Linked DNA regions of Homo sapiens: regions 2 and 3 are each linked to region 1. The links are chromatin loops, found by intact Hi-C in ENCODE. Cell type or tissue: natural killer cell. All regions are shown on one strand.

What was found. Peaks named below come from ENCODE experiments on the same cell type or tissue, not always from the same donor. Only the 100,000 strongest peaks of a DNase experiment are listed, where the experiment ranks them.
Region 2: it touches region 1 in a loop (8-fold over the local background); 15 of 110 quality-filtered maps call a loop at or near these places.
Region 3: a loop joins it to region 1, with 3 times the contacts of the local background. A loop is called at or near these places in 2 of 110 quality-filtered maps.

Annotation. Positions count from the first base shown.
Region 1 is chr14:52,271,395-52,273,894 of GRCh38, forward strand. All of the region lies in intron 1 of PTGDR (prostaglandin D2 receptor), which reads left to right. Among named protein-coding and RNA genes, the nearest start is that of PTGDR, 4.9 kb to the left of the region's middle. In natural killer cell, CTCF peaks have their summits at 1,168 (motif pointing left) and 1,370; a DNase peak (open chromatin) is centred at 1,167; H3K4me3 peaks cover 1,109 bases; H3K27ac peaks cover 1,326 bases.
Region 2 is chr14:52,145,539-52,148,038 of GRCh38, forward strand. No RefSeq gene overlaps it. Among named protein-coding and RNA genes, the nearest start is that of LINC02319, 21 kb to the left of the region's middle. In natural killer cell, no CTCF peak of the experiment used is centred here; no DNase peak of the experiment used is centred here.
Region 3 is chr14:51,846,318-51,848,817 of GRCh38, forward strand. It overlaps a transcript of GNG2 not described here. Among named protein-coding and RNA genes, the nearest start is that of GNG2, 13 kb to the right of the region's middle. RefSeq lists enhancers at 794-893, 1,224-1,283, 1,845-1,994. In natural killer cell, no CTCF peak of the experiment used is centred here; DNase peaks (open chromatin) are centred at 404, 674, 1,064 and 2,014; H3K4me3 peaks cover 1,128 bases; H3K27ac peaks cover 2,500 bases.

The DNA of each region.
Region 1 (2,500 bases):
ACCCAGATGGCTTTTATGTGGATTAAATCATCAGTATTTCTCATATTAGAAAATAAAACTAAGAAATTCTAAACATATGATTGCAAAACAAGATAAAATGTACCTCTTGTGTTTTCCATATGTACAAGGAAAATGTGGGGATTTCACAATGATTTGATGACAATAAGGTTACAGAGATTATAGCAAGTAAAGTGGAAAAATCCTGTTAAGAGCACAAAAGTACTGAAAACAGTCTCTGAAAATTCACGTGTGTACCCTCAACCTGCCACCTTAAAAGGTCTAGAAAACACAAGGATAAACAACCACATATTCTATTCTTTGTGAAAGTGATGTCATCATTTGTTATCTAGCCTCCATAAAATTCACTGTACACTTGTGAGAGAATGAAGGGGAAAAAGGCAAATCACATGTTTGTAATGACAGTAGTTTTGACCTACTGGACACATTGAATAGGTATTGGAGATTTTACACTCTTCTAAGTAATGGACCTAGCAATTGTATCTTTATCTGAAGGGGGAGACATGGGTGACAATAAGCTATATGGTTAAGTTGACTTAAAAAGAAAACATTTTACATGAGTTTTTTTTCTATTTGCCCCTTTCTCCTCAAAGTGGAGTGTGGCAAAATATAGTTCCAACTATTTGAGAATGCTTGATTAGTTGGGATCTAGACAACTGAATGATACTAGCATAATTAAAACAAATTATTTTATTTTCTAGGCAGCATTTATCCATGTCAAATCCATTAGGTTGACATTCAAGTCACTGGATTTGTATTAGAAATGTATTGTTCATTGGGGCTGGTGGCTCACACTTGTAATCGTAGCATTTTGGGAGGCCAAATCAGGAGGACTGTTTGAGCCCAGGTGTTTGAGACCAGCCTGGGCAACACAGTGAGACCCTGCCTCTACAAAAAAAATAAAAATAACTAGCCAGGCGTGGTGACACATGCCTGTAGTCCCAGCTACTTGGCTGAGGTGGGAGGATTGCTTGGGCCCAGAAGGTCAAGGCTGCATTGAGCCTTGATTGTGCCACTGCACCCCAGCCTGGGTGACAGAGTGAGACTCTGTCTTAAAAAAAAAAAAAAAATACATGGGCATTTTTAAAAGTGCTCAATATCCAGAAAGAATTGGTGTGAGAAGAACGCCCTCTGATGGAGTTGGGAGTCATTGAAATAATGTTGTTGCCACCTCCTGGACATCCCTGCCAGGCAGCCCTCTCTGGCTTCTGATGCCCTCTTCTATCCAGTCCACGCACTGTAACACAACAGACCTTGCCCTCTGCTCTATCCCTTTAAATCTACCTCAGACCCTTTCCCTGGGCCCATCACTTGCCTGTTGTCCCTTACGGGCCTCCAACAGCCTCCTTTGAAAGGAGCATCGCACCTATTCTTTCTGCTCCTCAAAATGGCATACACAGGAGAGCTCTCTCATCTCTGATTTCATGGATTCTGACAAGTGATTAAATAGCTTGTACTTATCTTTACCTGGCTTACAGACCCTCTCTCTCGTAACGCCTAGTATATACACGCACACCCTCTCTCATCCATCCCTGCTCCCCCACCAACCTCCAGGACATTGTGGTTTTCTAAGGTAAAAATGATTTGGGTGAAAATATGTTTTTTTGTTTGTTTTTTGAGACAGTGTTTCACTCTTGTCACCCAGGCTGGAGTACAATGGCACAATCTAGGCGCACTACAACCTCGGCCTCCCAGGTTCAAGCAATTCTCCTGCCTCAGCCTCCCGAGTAGCTGGGATTACAGGCGCCCACCACCATGCCCGGCTGATTTTTGTATTTTTAGTAGAGACGGTGTTTCACCATGTTGGCCAGGCTGGTCTCGAACTCCTGACCTCAAATGATCCACCCACCTCAGCCTCCCAGAGTGCTGGGATTACAGGCGTGAGCCACCGTGCCCGGCCTGAAAATATGTTATATGCCTTAGAGAATGCCTCTGAAGCTCATGCCATATTCTCTACACTTGCACTTTCTTCCGATTGTATCAAACTGGAAATTTGAAAATTCAATCTAGTTAAGTGTTCAGCATTAAAGTGAATTTTAAAAATCATACTCCAACAAACTTTTCATCAAGATTAATCAAATACAATATTTATGTTATGGAGAAGTTGTTAAGATTCCCTCCGCCCCCGCCCGACTTCAGATGGGCGAGGGCATCCAGATTAAACAGCTGAGTCCAGTGTAAGGTGTCTTCCTAAATGCACTAGATTGGAGTGGCTGAGCCTGCTGAAATGCTCTACAGAGAAGAAAGTAGAACAGTAAGGAAATGATTATGGGAAAAATGCATCTTCTCCAGGAGATGCTCTCTGATTGCCTCGAATGGGTCCAGTCTCTTATCCATATCCCTTCTTACTAATGTTGAGTTTGCACGCTTCCTGTTCCATTAGAGTCCATTTATCCTAAAATGTATTTAGAATTGTAGGCATAGAGAATGTAATGGAAAAAAGAAAAAAGTGGCCAGCCTTAGGCAGAGTGGAAAGCAATGG
Region 2 (2,500 bases), 130 kb before region 1:
TAGCTTTATTTCTGGACTCTCTGATTTCTTTGAACAGTATTTTGTAATTCTCATTGTAGAGATCTTTCACCTCCCTGATTAGCTGTATTCCTAGATATTTTATTCTTTTTGTGGTTATTGTGAATGGGATTGTGTTCCTGATTTGGCTGTCAGCTTGGATGTTGTTAGTGTGTAGAAATGCTTTTCCTGTAAATTTAAGTTCCTTGTAGACTCTGGATATTAGACGTTTGTCAGATGGATAAATTGCAAAGATTTTCTCCCATTTTGTAGGCTGATGATAGTTTCTTTTGCTGTGTAGAAGCTCTTTTGTTTAATTAGATTCCATTTGTCAATTTTTGCTTTTGTTGTGATTGCTTTTGGCATTTTCATCATGAAATCTTTGGCCATGCCTATGTCCTGAATGGGATTGCCTAGATTTTCTTCTAGGGTTTTTATAGTTTGGGGTTTTATATTTGAGGCTTGAATCCATTTTGAGTTAATTTTTGTGTAAGGTATAATGAAGGGGTTCAATTTCAATTTTCTGCATGTGGCTAGCCAGTTCTCCCAGCACCATTTATTAAATAGGGAATCCTTCCCTCATTACTTGTTTTTGTCAGGTTTGTCAAAGATCAGATGGTTGTAGGTGGGTAGTCTTATTTCTGAGTTCTCTATTCAGTTCCATTGGTCTATGCATGTGCATTTATACCAGTACCATGCTGTTTGGTTACTGCAGCCTTGTAATATAGTTTGAAGTCAGGTAGCATGATGCCTCCAGCTGTGTTATTTTTGCTTAGGATTGTCTTGGCTATTCGAGCTCTTTTTTGGTTTCACATGAGTTTTAAAAGAGTTTTTTGTAATTCTGTGAAGAATGTTAATGGGAATAGCATTGAATCTATAAATTACTTTGTCTGGTATGGCCACTTTAACAATATTAATTCTTCCTATCCATGATCATGGAATGTTTTTCCATTTGTATAAGGTGTAAGGAAGGGGTCCAGTTTCAATTTTCTGCATATGACTAGCCAGTTCTCTCTGATTTGTGTCCTGTTTGATTTCTTTGAGCAGTAATTTACAGTTCTTCTTGAAGAAGTCCTTCACTTCCCTTGTTAGCTGTATTCCTAGGTAACTTATCCTTTTTTTTTTTTGCAATTGTGAATGGGAGTTCATTCACTATTTGGCTCTCTGCTTGCCTGTAGATGGCGTATAGAAATGCTAGCAATTTTTGCACATTGATTTTGTATCCTGACGCTTTGCTGAAGTTGTTTATCAGCTTAAGAAGCTTTTGGGCTGAGATGATGGGGATTTTCTAGGTATAGGATCATGTTATCTGTGAACAGGGATAGTTTGACTTCCTCTCTTCCAATTTGAATACACTTTATTTTTTCTCCTGCCTGATTACCCTGGCCAGAACTCCCAATACTATGTTGAATAGGAGTGGTGAGAGAGGGCATCCTTTTCTTGTGCCAGTTTTCAAGAAGAATGCTTCTAGCTTTTGCCCATTCAGTATGATATTGGCTGTGGCTTTGTCATAAATGACTGTTATTATTTTGAGGTATATTCCTTCAATACCTAGTTTATTGAGCATTTTTAACAAGAAGGGATGTTGAATTTTGTCGGAGGCCTTTTCTGCATCTATTGAGATAATCATGTGGTTTTTGTCTTTAGCTCTGTTTATGTGATGAATCACATTTATTGATTTGCGTACATTGACCAAGCTTGCATCCTGGGGATGAAGCCAACTCGATTGCGGTGGATAAGCTTTTTAATGTACTGCTGGATTTGGGTTGCCAGTATTTTATTGAGGATTTTGGCATTGACATTCATCAGGGATATTGACCTGAAGTTTTCTTTTTTTGTTGTGTCTCTTCCAGGACATGAACAGACACCTCTCGAAAGAAGACGTACATGTGGTCAACAAACATATGATAAAAAGCTCAACATCACTGATCATTAGAGAAATGCAAATCAAAACCACAATGAGATAGCATCTCATGCCAGTCAGAATGGTGATTATTTAAAAGTCAAGAAACCACAGATGCTGGCAAGGTTGTGGAGAAAAAGGAACACTTTTACACTGTTGATGAGAGTGTAAACTAGTTCAACCATTGTGGAAGACAGTGTAGTGATTCCTCAAAGGCCTAGAGGCAGAAGTACCATTTGACCCAACAGTCCCATTACTGGGTATATACTCAAAGGAATATAAATCATTCTATTATAAAGATTCATGCATGCATTATGTTCAGTGCAGCACTAGACACAATAGCAAAGACACGGAATCAACCCAAATGCCCATCAATGATAGACTGAATAAAGACAATGTGGTATATATACACCATGGAATACTATACAGCCATAAAAGGAAAGAGATCATGTCCTTTGCAGGGACATGGATGGAGCTGGAAGCCATTATGCTCAGCAAACTAACACAGGAACAGAAAACCACACAACATAATGTTCTCACTTATAAGTGGGAGCTGAATGATGAGAACACATGGACACATGGAGGGAAACAACACACACT
Region 3 (2,500 bases), 430 kb before region 1:
TAAAGATGGATAATACCTAGGTTATGAAAACCATATAAACCTGGATTAATCAATTTTTCTTATGTGGTTTTATCAGGCTGTTACAAATCAATTTTAAAAAGACAGGAAAGCAGCTAAATTTGTTGTTAATTCTCTGAAGTTGTTGGATAGAAGTAAAAATTCAACCTCAACCCCATATTAAATTCAAGCATTTGGAATCTTAATTCTAAAATTTAGAACTATAAAAAGAAGAACATTCTAAAAAAATGTGTGTGCGACCTGTTTTTTGCTTTGTTTTCTACCTAACTTAATTCTGCCACCCAGCTGAATATTTCAGGTTTCCTTGGTGGAACGCAGGCTGAGTGCTGAAGGGCTCTAGTCACCTGAGAATGGCATCTGCCTGCCCGTCACCATGCCAACACCCCTGGCTACAAAAAAGGGATTTCCCCTTTTTCCAGTCTTCCCTCCCATGTGGGACAGGTGCATGCACCCCTACTCCAGGAAGGGCACCATTCCTAATTACAATTGCTTCCTTCCCTCCACTTTTGTGTGAGAGAAGAAAGCTTGAGATGCAATCCTTTGTCTTTTCAAACATGATTCTTTTGGTTTTGTTTTGTTTTCTCGCTATTCTTACTGACGTCTTTGTGTGGTGCAGCGGCTGGGATCCCACTGCATCTACATGGCAACCAGGAAATCAGTCATTCAGAGTTTCCATGGTAACCAGAGGGGGGGAGGGGTGGAAAAATCCATTTTATCACGGTATGCTGTGTCCCTTCCTGGAAGCCTACAGAATTTTTAGACAGAGGTCATTATGAAATCAACAACAACAACAAACGCCCGTTGGCATCAAGACAGGCCTGTGAACTGGCATCCCCAGGCAGGCTGCAGACTGGGAGGGTGGGAGTGAGCATGCAGCTGACCCCACCATGAGGCACAGGGCGTCGCCTTCTCCCCTCAGCACAGAGGAGAGGTGACGAATGCCACTTGGTCTCTGCAGCGTCTGTAGAGGGAAGTCTGTAAGCGGGAGTGTCAACCCCAATTGGCAGATTCTCTGACACTTCAAGTCTGCAAAGGAAAAGCAGGTAACCGACGTTGTGTAAGAAGTGAGCCTCTTGGTTTGGGTGGGGGCACAGCTCTACTTTTATGGTAAGAGTAGCCCTGACTACGGAAGTGGGCTGAAGGGTGCTGTCCCAAGAAAAGCGGAAGTATCTGTTGAGTCTTGTTTCCTGTCACATCCTGGAGCTGAAGGTAGTCACATTTCAAATTTAAAAAAAAGAAAGTCATGTGAAGTTAACCAGTGAGATTATCTTTTACAGGCAGGATAATTAGAATCCTCAGTGGTGTAGAATCTTCCACCTACAGGCGGGTTGAGTTTTATCACAGACGAGAGGGGCCATGGACCCTCAGAAGGCCTTAGCTCCTGGATTTATTTAGTCTGACCTTTGGAGAGTCAAATTACCAAGAGGTGATCGCACTTCCAACTAAAATTGAGAATGTGCTCCTTGATTTTAAAAAGTCTTCTAATGGCGATATTCTAATAGGCCAGGACATAGGGATGTTACTCTATGAATACAGGTCCTTTTTCTTTTTTTTTTTTTTTTTTTTTTTTTTTGTAAAATGAAAAATTACCTCTCATCTTCCTTTTTAACAGTGGAAGATTAGGCTTTTCCTTTTTCCTCTTTGGAAATTGAGATGAACAAATTCTTGATTTCCTTCCCTCTTCACTCCACACTGCCCCCTCCACTCTCTTGAGTCCATCCTAGTAAATAGCTCCACCAGTCACCATTCACTTTGGAGTCTTCCTCACCCTTACTCTCCTTCCCTCACATCCAAGTCAGCAGCAAATTCTTATAGCCCTAGTTTCAAAATAGAGCCTGAATCCAATCTCTCCCCCTTGCCTTTACTATTTGTCATCCTAAGCCAAGCCAACATCATCTTTCTAAATTCCAAAAGGCCCTCCTCATTGTTCTAGTTTCTATTTTGGCTAGCGTCATTCTGGTCTCACAATGCAAGTCAGATCATGTCATGCCCTTGTTCAGACCATTTCCCACCCCGTGGCTGTACATCACACTCAGAATACAACCGTGACCAACAAAACTCTATGAAGTATAGCCCCCGACTACTGCCCCATCCTTATACCCTATGTGTGCATTCTGCTCTATCCATGCTGACCCCTCCTTGATGCTTCTGAACACACCCAACTTCTGCAGTCTCAGGGGAGAGTACTGTGCACTTGTTGAAATATTCTTCCCTAGATGTTAGGAGGCCTCCTCTCACTTCCTTCAGGTCTCTGTCTAAATGTCTTCTCCTGCAGGAGGATGTTTGTATCAGCCTGGGTATATTAGGAAATAGAAGGCACACCATTTTTAGGAGAATGAAGGGAGTATTTACAGAGGTATGTGTGGGGATCAGGAAACCAACAGCAAGATCTGATGCCACACCTAGGCTCGAATGGGCTAGTGTTGGAGGAATGCAGAGATTTGCAGTCCTGGACACCTGTGGGGCTGCCCAGAAGAAGTTG